2 separate regions of the Homo sapiens genome follow, and region 2 is linked to region 1. Evidence: read pairs that join two places in POLR2A ChIA-PET (ENCODE). Cell type or tissue: Caco-2. All regions are shown on one strand. Each heading gives the region's core, and the rest is flanking DNA. Links, peaks and the distances in the headings are about the cores only. Region 1 overlaps FAM228B (family with sequence similarity 228 member B). Region 2 has its middle 10 kb from the start of TP53I3.

The links. ChIA-PET counts read pairs that join two places held together with the same protein. Peaks named below come from ENCODE experiments on the same cell type or tissue, not always from the same donor. Only the 100,000 strongest peaks of a DNase experiment are listed, where the experiment ranks them.
Region 2: POLR2A ChIA-PET joins it to region 1 with 6 read pairs; 8 of 35 experiments call an interaction of 5 or more read pairs at or near these places.

Annotation. Positions count from the first base shown.
Region 1 is chr2:24,158,606-24,162,998 of GRCh38, forward strand. FAM228B (family with sequence similarity 228 member B) reads left to right here. Exons shown (of 11, transcript NM_001145710.2): 8 at 2,901-3,008. Among named protein-coding and RNA genes, the nearest start is that of FAM228A, 14 kb to the right of the region's middle. In Caco-2, for the core only: no CTCF peak of the experiment used is centred there; no DNase peak of the experiment used is centred there.
Region 2 is chr2:24,093,102-24,097,494 of GRCh38, forward strand. It overlaps a transcript of FAM228B not described here. Among named protein-coding and RNA genes, the nearest start is that of TP53I3, 10 kb to the left of the region's middle. RefSeq lists an enhancer at 1,854-3,053. In Caco-2, for the core only: no CTCF peak of the experiment used is centred there; a DNase peak (open chromatin) is centred at 2,459.

The sequences.
Region 1 (4,393 bases), core at 120-4,119:
GACTGGAGGTTGGAGATCACTGAAGAGTTTTTTTAAAAAATAGGAATCCACATTTTTGGTAATAAGAGTCTCAGTCACGATGGTGGCAAGAGGAGTGAAACAGAGATCGATATGATGACACAAGGGAATTCTAGATTTTGGTGACTACATTTGGAGGGCCAGGGAGAACTAAGAGTCAGAGAGGAGCTCGAAGTTTTGAGAATTGTTATCCTCTGTATTAGTTTCCTGGGCTTGCCATAACAAAGCACTGCAAACTGAGCAGCTTGAAATGACAGGAATCTATTCTCCACAGTCCTGGAGGCTGGAAGACTAACGTCCAGGTACTGGCAGGGCCACTCTCTCTGAAGGCTCCTTGTCTCTTTCCTAGCTACTGATGGTTGAAGCAATCCAGCAATCCTTGGTGTTCCTCGGTTTATAGCCTTATCTCTGCAGTCTCTGTCTCCATCTTCACATGGTCTTCTCTCTGTGTCTGTGTCCAAATTCCCCTCTTCTGATAAGGACACCTATCAGTGGGTTAGGGTCCAACACCCTAATCTACTGTTACCTCATTTTAACCTGATAACATCTGCAAAGACCCTATTTCCAAATAAGGTCAAATTCACAGATGCCAGGGATTAGGATTTGAAGATATTTTTTTGGGTGCACGTAATTCATCCTATAACATTACATTAATTCATTCCATCAAAGAATCATGTATTGAGTTGTAATTGCCTTTAAAGCATTCACAATCGAATAGAGAAGACAGATATTTAAGCAGATCATTCTATTACAATGTGATATGCACATATTATTAAGGACACACAAAGAAGGGTCATTTAACCTAGCCTAATAGAAAGCAGACAAAGGTAGAACTTGGATAAAAATAGAAAAGGAGGAAGAACAGTTTCTTGGGATTTAAATCACTCAATGCTTTGTTTTATAATTTTATTAATTTAATAAATGACCTCTAGTTTGGGTACATCCAAGAGGAAACATCCCATCTGAAGTTACCAATAGGAGTTCGGTACAGTTCTGTAGCAGATATAGGTATGGGAGACAGCTACAAAGAGGAAGGAATCCATATGCATCCCGTCCCTCTTTCCATTTTATACCAAATTTCTGGGATCATTTTCCTTTTTTCTGAAGTTTGGCCTTTACAATTCAATGTTTGTTTACCTTTGAAGATAATTTGCCAAGCACACGATTCTAGATTGACAATTATTTCTCTTAATGTTTTAAAGACATAATTCTCTTGTTATTTGGCTTCTATTGTTGTTTTTGAGAAGTCTGCTGTCACTCTGATTTTCCGTCCTTTCTCTGTGGCTGCTGCTACGATCTTCTCTTTGTCTTTAGGTGTCCTGCATTCTCACTGCTGGTGTCTGGGTATGGGTTTCTTTTCTTTTCATTTTTTTTTTTTTTTTTGAGACAGGGTCTCATTTTGTCACCCAGAGTGGAGTGCAGTGGCGTGACCTTGGCTAACTGCAGCCTTGATCTCCTGGGCTCAAGTGATTCCCCACTCCTTGGCTCCCCAAGTAGATGGGACTACAGGCATGCACCACTACACCCAGCTAATTTTTGTATTTTTAGTAGAGATGAGGTTTCACCGTGTTGACCAGGCTGGTCTCGAACTCCTGGACTCAAGCAGTTTACCCACCTCAGACTCCCAGAGTGCTGGGATTACAAGCGTGAGCCACTGCACCCAGCTGGATTTCTTTTTATTTAACCTACTGGTATATGTTGTGCTTCCTGGATCTCTGTATTCATGTTTATCATCAGTTCAGAAAAATATACAGCAATTTTTAAAATTATCATTTTAAATATTGCTTTTTCTTCATTCTTTGCATTCTGCTTCTGGGCTCAGATTAGATATATATATTAGGCCTTCTTATTATCTTAATATCTTTTAATATGTCCTTTATATTTTCCATTTTCCTCTTTGTATATATTTTCCAGTTTGCTAATTCTTTCTTCGCTGTGTTTGATATTAAGATTTTAATTTCTTAAATTTCCTTTTTTCCCCCCAATATGCTTGTTCATTCCCAATAGGCTCTTATTGCTTTCTTATCTTGGTGATTGGTTCCTTTTCTTCTTCAAGCATTTCATACATTGCTGTACTACATTCTATGTTTTCTCTGTGCCAGCAAAATTTATGTTCTACGCAGGGCCAATATCACCCTTCCAATCAACCCTTGCATGGGTGCAAGATTGGAGGACTCTAAGATACCTGTCTGCCACCCCATGGCAAAGGACTGGGAAGTGGAATGTTTGGATTCTCTCTAGGGAAAAGCATTTTATATAATGCTTATAAATGACACAATTTCTGTGGCTTCTTGTTACTTTGGAGTTTAAGCTCTTAGTGGATAGGGAGTACTTTAAACTTTGCTTAGCTGATCCTTGGTTCTCAGTAAACAGTAAATCAATCTCCATCATGGTTTCAGAAACTCTAAAACAACTGATTTCATCCAAGAATGTATACCAGTTGGAATAATGATGTTTTTGTCTCTATATTTAGCAGTCAGTGTATAATAATATTTCCTATATAAATGTAAGCTAGTATTGCTTTCAAAACATTCTCATACCGCCAGGCGTGGAGGCTCATGCCTATCATCTCAGCACTTTAGGAGGCCGAGGCAGGAAGATCACTTGAGGCCAGGAGTTTGAGACCAGCCTGGGCAACATGTTGAGACCCCATCTCTACAAAAAATAAAAATAAATCCCTTGGCATGGTGGTGCATGCCTGTAGTCCTAGCTGCTTCGGAGGGTGGCTGAAGTGGGAGAGATCCCTTGAACCCAGGAGGTTGAGGCTGCAGTGAGCTGTGATTGCACCACTGCACCACAGCCTGAGCAACAGAGATCTTGTCTCAAAAAACAACAATAAAAAAGAACAAAAAAACCTTCTCACACTTGTTATCTTGTTAAAGGTTAAAGGTGAAAGTGAATTTTAATGACTGTAGTTTTGATTTGAAACCTTTGGCAAGAGCTCCTTATCTTTTGGAATCCCAGGAAGAAGAAAAAACAGTTATTTACAAGTAAGTCTGTTCTTCCATAGCTTTGCTCTTCTTTTGCTAAGATGCTAGGCTGTGCTGCCATCCCCTGCCATCCTTTCATGTTGCTGAGACGGTGCTGAGGCACACACAAAGCTCCATTGTGGCAGGACACCGGGCATCTCCTACCACTGTGTCTGGTGAGGTGGCAACACTTCCCAGGCTTTTCTGGTCTTAAAGAACAAGTAGGCTGGGTGCGGTGGCTCCCGCCTGTAATCCCAGCACTTTGGGAGGCCGAGGCGGGCAGATCACCTGAGGTCAGGAGTTTGAGACCAGCCTGGTCAACATGGTGAAACCCTGTCTCTACTAAAAATATAAAAATTAGCCAGGCGTGGTGGTGGGCAACTATAATCCCAGCTATCTGGAAGGCTGAGGCAGGAGAATTGTTTGAACCCGGGAGGCAGAAGTTGTAGTGAGCCAAGATTGTGCCACTGCACTCCAGCTTGGGCGACAGAGCAAGACTCTGTCTCAAAAACAAACAAACAAAAAAACCAAACAGCAACAACAAAACAAGTAGCTAATACAGAAATAACAAACACAGAAATGGAAAAAAAATTGTTAACAACTTGTACTAAAGCTAAAAGGTTAGGAGATTTAAAATTGAATTGGAGTAGTATAAATGGAGTTTGGGACTGGTTTGGGTGGGTAGTAGCTGTTACAATGTTGTACCTAGAGTGAAAGATGTTGTTGTAAACAGAGAATGGTACATACTATCAAATACTATGTATATAATGTGGGGAATCATCTCAGCTAACTAGTTTTAGAATTAAGAGATTTCTCTACATAATTATGTATCTTGTGACTATCTGGTTAAAAGTCGTGCTGCCCCTCAGATATTGCTGGAGGGAATGTAAAATGGTGCAGCAACTTTGGAAGGCAGCTTGGCAGTTTCTCAAGATGTTAAACATTAAATTATTATGTGACCCAGAAATTCCGCTCCTAGGTTTCTACTCAGGAGTAATGAAAACATATCCACATAAAGGCTAGGATATGGATGTTCATAGCAGCATTATTCACAACAGCCAAAAAAGTGGAAACAACCCAAATGTCTATCAGCTGATGAATGGATAAACAAGATGTGGTATATCCATACAATGGAATATTACTTGGCAATTAAAAGGAAAAAAATACTGATACATGCTGCAACATAGACAAACTTCAAAACCATTGTACTCAGTGAAGGAAGCCAATAACAAAAAGCTACATATAGTATGTTTTTTTATACAAAATGTTCAGAAAAGGCAAATCTGTAAAGACAGAAGGTAGATAGTAGTTGCTTAGGGCTGGGGATGGGAGTGGAGAGTGACTTAATGAGCATGGAGCCTTGGGGTTAATGAAAATGTTCTAAAATAAGATTGTCGTGGTGGTTG
Region 2 (4,393 bases), core at 245-4,244, 65 kb before region 1:
CAAAACTATGTGTCCCCTCTCACTTTTTATTTTTATTTTTATTTTATTTTACTTTAAGTTCTGGGATACATGTGTTGAAGGTGCAGGTTTGTTACGTAGGCATACATGTGCCATGGTGGTTTACTACACCTATCAGCCTGTCATCTAGGCTTTAAGCCCCTCATGCATCAGGTGTTTGTCCTAATGCTCTCCCTCCCCTTGCCCCTAGCCCCCCAACAGGCCCCGGTGTGTGATGTCCCCCTCCGTGTGTCCACGTGTTCTCATTGTTCATCTCCCACTTATGAGTGAGAACATGCGCTATTTGGTTTTCTCTTCCTGTGTTAGTTTGCTGAGGATGATGGTTTCCAGCTTCATCCATGTCCCTGCAAAGGACATGAACTCACTCTTTTTTATGGCTGCATAGTATTCCATGGTGTATATGTATCATATTTTCTTTATCCACTCTATCATTGATGGGCATTTGGGTTGGTTCGGTGTCTTTGCTATTGTAAACAGTGCTGCAATAAACATATGTGTGCATTTTTTTTTTTTTGAGACAGAATCTTGCTGTGTCACCCAGGCTGAAGTGCAGTGGCACAATCTTGGCTCACTGCAACCTCCTCCTCCTGGGTTCAAGCGATTCTCCTGCCTTAGCCTCCCAAGTAGCTTGGGACTACAGGGGCCCACCACCTAGCCTGGCTAATTTTTTTTGTATTTTTAATAGAGACGGGTTTCACCATATTGGCCAGGCTGGTCTTGAACTCCTGACCTTGTGATCTGCCCACCTCAGACTCCCAAAGTGCTGGGATTACAGGTATGAGCCACCGCTCCTGGCTGCATGTGTCTTTGTAGTGGAATGATTTATAAACCTTTGGGTATATACCCAGTAATGGGATTGCTGGGTCAAATGGTATTTCTGGTTCTAGATCCCTGAGGAATCGCCACATACTTTTTTTTTTTTTTTTTTTTTTTTTTTTAAGACAGGGTCTTGCTGTGTCACCCAGGCTGGAGTGCAGTGGCACCATCATAGCTTACTGCAGTGTTGACCTCTTGGATTCAAGTGATCCTCCTGCCCCAGCCTCCTGAATAACTGGGCCTTGGCCTCCCGAGTAGTCTCATGTGCCTGGGACTGCAGGCACATGCCACCACACCTGGCTACTTTTTAAAGTTTTGGTAGAGACAAGATCTTTCATGTTGCTCAGGCTGGTCTTCAACTCCTGGGCTTAAGTGATCTTCCTGCCTCCATCTACCAAAGTACAGAGATTACAGGTGTGAGCCACTGTGCCTAGCCTCCTCTCACATTTTTAAGTTGATATCTAAAATTATTCACCTGAAATATAAATAGTTTAAAAGATAAGGATTTCTTATTTCTTTTAATACTGACATTTTAAACTCTTAAAACAGGCTTTTTCCCCCTCCCGAGAGACAGAGTCTTGTTCTGTTGCTGAGGCCGGAGTAAAATGTTGTGATCATAACTCACTGTAACCTCAAACTCCTGAACTCAAGGAATCCTACCACCTCAGTCTTCCTAGTAGCTGGGACTATAGGCACATGACACCATGCCTGGCTAATTTTTCTGTTTTTCGTAGAGACAGTCTCACTATGTTGCCTCAGCTGGTCTTGAACTCTTGGCCTCAAGGGATCCTCCTTCCTTGGCCTCTCTAAGTGCTGAGTTTACAGGCATGAGCCACTTTGCCCAGCCTACATCAGGCTTTTAAATATATCAATTGGGCCGGGTGCGGTGACTCACACCTGTAATCCTGGCATTTTAGGAGGCCGAGGTGCGCAGATCACTTGAGTTCAGGAGTTGGAGACCAGCCTGGCCAACATGGTGAAACCCCATCTCTACTAAAAATACCAAAAAAATTAGCCTGGCGTGGTGGCACACACTCATAGTCCTAGCTACTCCCAAGGGTGAGGCAGGAGAATCACTTGAACCTGGGATGCAGAGGTTGCAGTCAGCCAAGATTGCGCCACTGCACTCCAGCCTTATATTAGAGCAATTTGATATTTATTAATATAATCATCCACTAAGAAAGACCCAAACTCTTCTTTAACAGTTAAAAGTTTAACAACCGGAACAGCTCCAGTCTGCAGCTCCCAGCGTGATCGACGCAGAAGACAGGTGATTTCTGCATTTCCGACTGAGGTAACTGATTCATCTCACTGGGACTGGTTTGACAGTGGGTGCAGCCCACGGATGGGGAGCTGAAGCAGGGCAGGGCGTCACCTCACCCTGGAAGTGCAAGGGGTCAGGGGATTTCCCTTTCCTAGCCAAGGGAAGCCGTGACAGACTACCTGGAAAAATGGGACACTCCTGCCCAAATACTGCACTTTTCCCAAGATCTTAGCCACCGGCAGACAAGGAGATTCTCTCCCATGCCTGGCTCGGCGGGTTCCACACCCACGGAGCCTTGCTCACTGCTAGTGCAGCAGTCTGAGATCGAACTGTGAGGCGGCAGCCTGGCTGGGGGAGGGGCGTCCGCTGTTGCTGAGGCTTGAGTAGGTAAACAAAGCAGCCGGGAAGTTCGAACTGGGCAGAGCCCACTGCAGCTCAGTAAGGCCTACTGCCTCTAGACTCCATCTCTGTGGCCAGGGCATAGCTGAACAAAAGGCAGCAGACAACTTTTGCAGACTTAAAGGTCCCTGTCTGACAGCTCTGAAGAGAGCATTGGTTCTCTCAGCACGGTGTTTGAGCTCTGAGAACGGACAGACTGCCTCCTTAAGTGGGTCCCTCACCCCCATGTAGCCTAACTAGGAGATACCTCCCAGGAGGGGCCGACAGACACCTCATATAGGCACCTGCCTCTCTGGGACGAAGCTTCCAGAGGAAGGATCAGGAAGTAGTATTTGCTGTTCTGCAATATTTGCTGTTCTGCAGCCTCCGCTGGTGATACCCAGGAAAACAGGGTCTGGGGTGGACCTCCAGCAAACTCCAACCGACCTGCAGCTGAGGGACCTGACAGTTAGAAGGAAAACTGAAAAACAGAAAGGAATAGCATCAACATCACCAAAAAGGTCATCTACACCAAAACCCCATCTGTAGGTCACCAACATCAAAGACCAAAGGTAGATAAAACCACAAAGATGGGGAGAAACCAGAGCAGAAAAGCTGAAAATTCTAAAAATCAGAGTGCCTCTTCTCCTCCAAAGGATCGCAACTCCTCGCCAGCAAAGAGACAAAGCTGGATGGAGAATGACTTTGACAAGTCGACAGAAGTAGGCTTCAGAAGGTTGGTAAAAACAAACTTCTCCGAGCTAAAGGAGGACGTTTGAACCCATCGCAAGGAAGTAAAACCCTTGAAAAAAGATTAGACGAATGGCTAACTGGAATAAACAGTGTAGAGAATACCTTAAATGACCTGATGGAGCTGAAAACCACGGCACAAGAACTTCGTGACACATGCACAACCTTCAATAGCCGATTCGATCAAGTGGAAGAAAGGGTATCAGTGATTGAAGATCAAATTAATGAAATAAAGCAAATAAGACAAGGTTACAGGAAAAAGAGTAAAAAGACATGAACAAAGCCTCCAAGACAAATGGGACTATGTGAAAAGACCAAATCTATGTTTGATTGGTGTACCTGGAAGTGATGGGGAGAATGGAACCAACTTGGAAAACACTCTTCAGGATATTATCCAGGAGAACTTCCCCAACCTAGCAAGGCAGGCCAACATTCAAATTCAGAAAATACAGAGAACACCACAAAGATACTCCTTGAGAAGAGCAACCCCAAGACACATAATTGTCAGATTCACCAAGGTTGAAATGAAGGAAAAAGTGTTAAGGGCAGCCAAAGAGAAAGGTTGAGTTACCCACAAAGGGACGCCCATCAGACTAACAGTGGATCTCTCTGCAGAAACCCTACAAGAAGAGAGTGGGGGCCAATATTCAACATTCTTAAAGAATTTTCAACCCAGAATTTCATATCTAGCCAAACTAAGCTTCATAAGTAAAGGAAAAATAAAATCCTTTACAGACAAGCAAATGCTGAGAGATTTTGTCACCACCAGGCCTGCCTTACGAGAGCTCCTAAAGGAAGCACTAAACATGGAAAGGAACAACTGGTACCAGCCACTGCAAAAACATGCCAAATTGTAAAGACCATCGATGCTATGAAGAAACTGCATGAATTAACGGGCAAAATAACCAGCGAACATCATAATGACAGGATCAAATTCACACATAACGATATTAACCTTAAATGTAAATGGGCTAAATGCCCCAATTAAAAGACACAGACTGGCAAATTGGATAAAGAGTCAAGACCCATCAATGTGCTGTATTCAGGAGACCCAGCTCATGTGCAAAGACACACATAGACTAAAATAAAGGGATGGAGGAAGATATACCAAGCAAATGGAAAGCAAAAAAAAAAAAAAAAAAAAGCAGGGGTTGCAATCCTATTCTC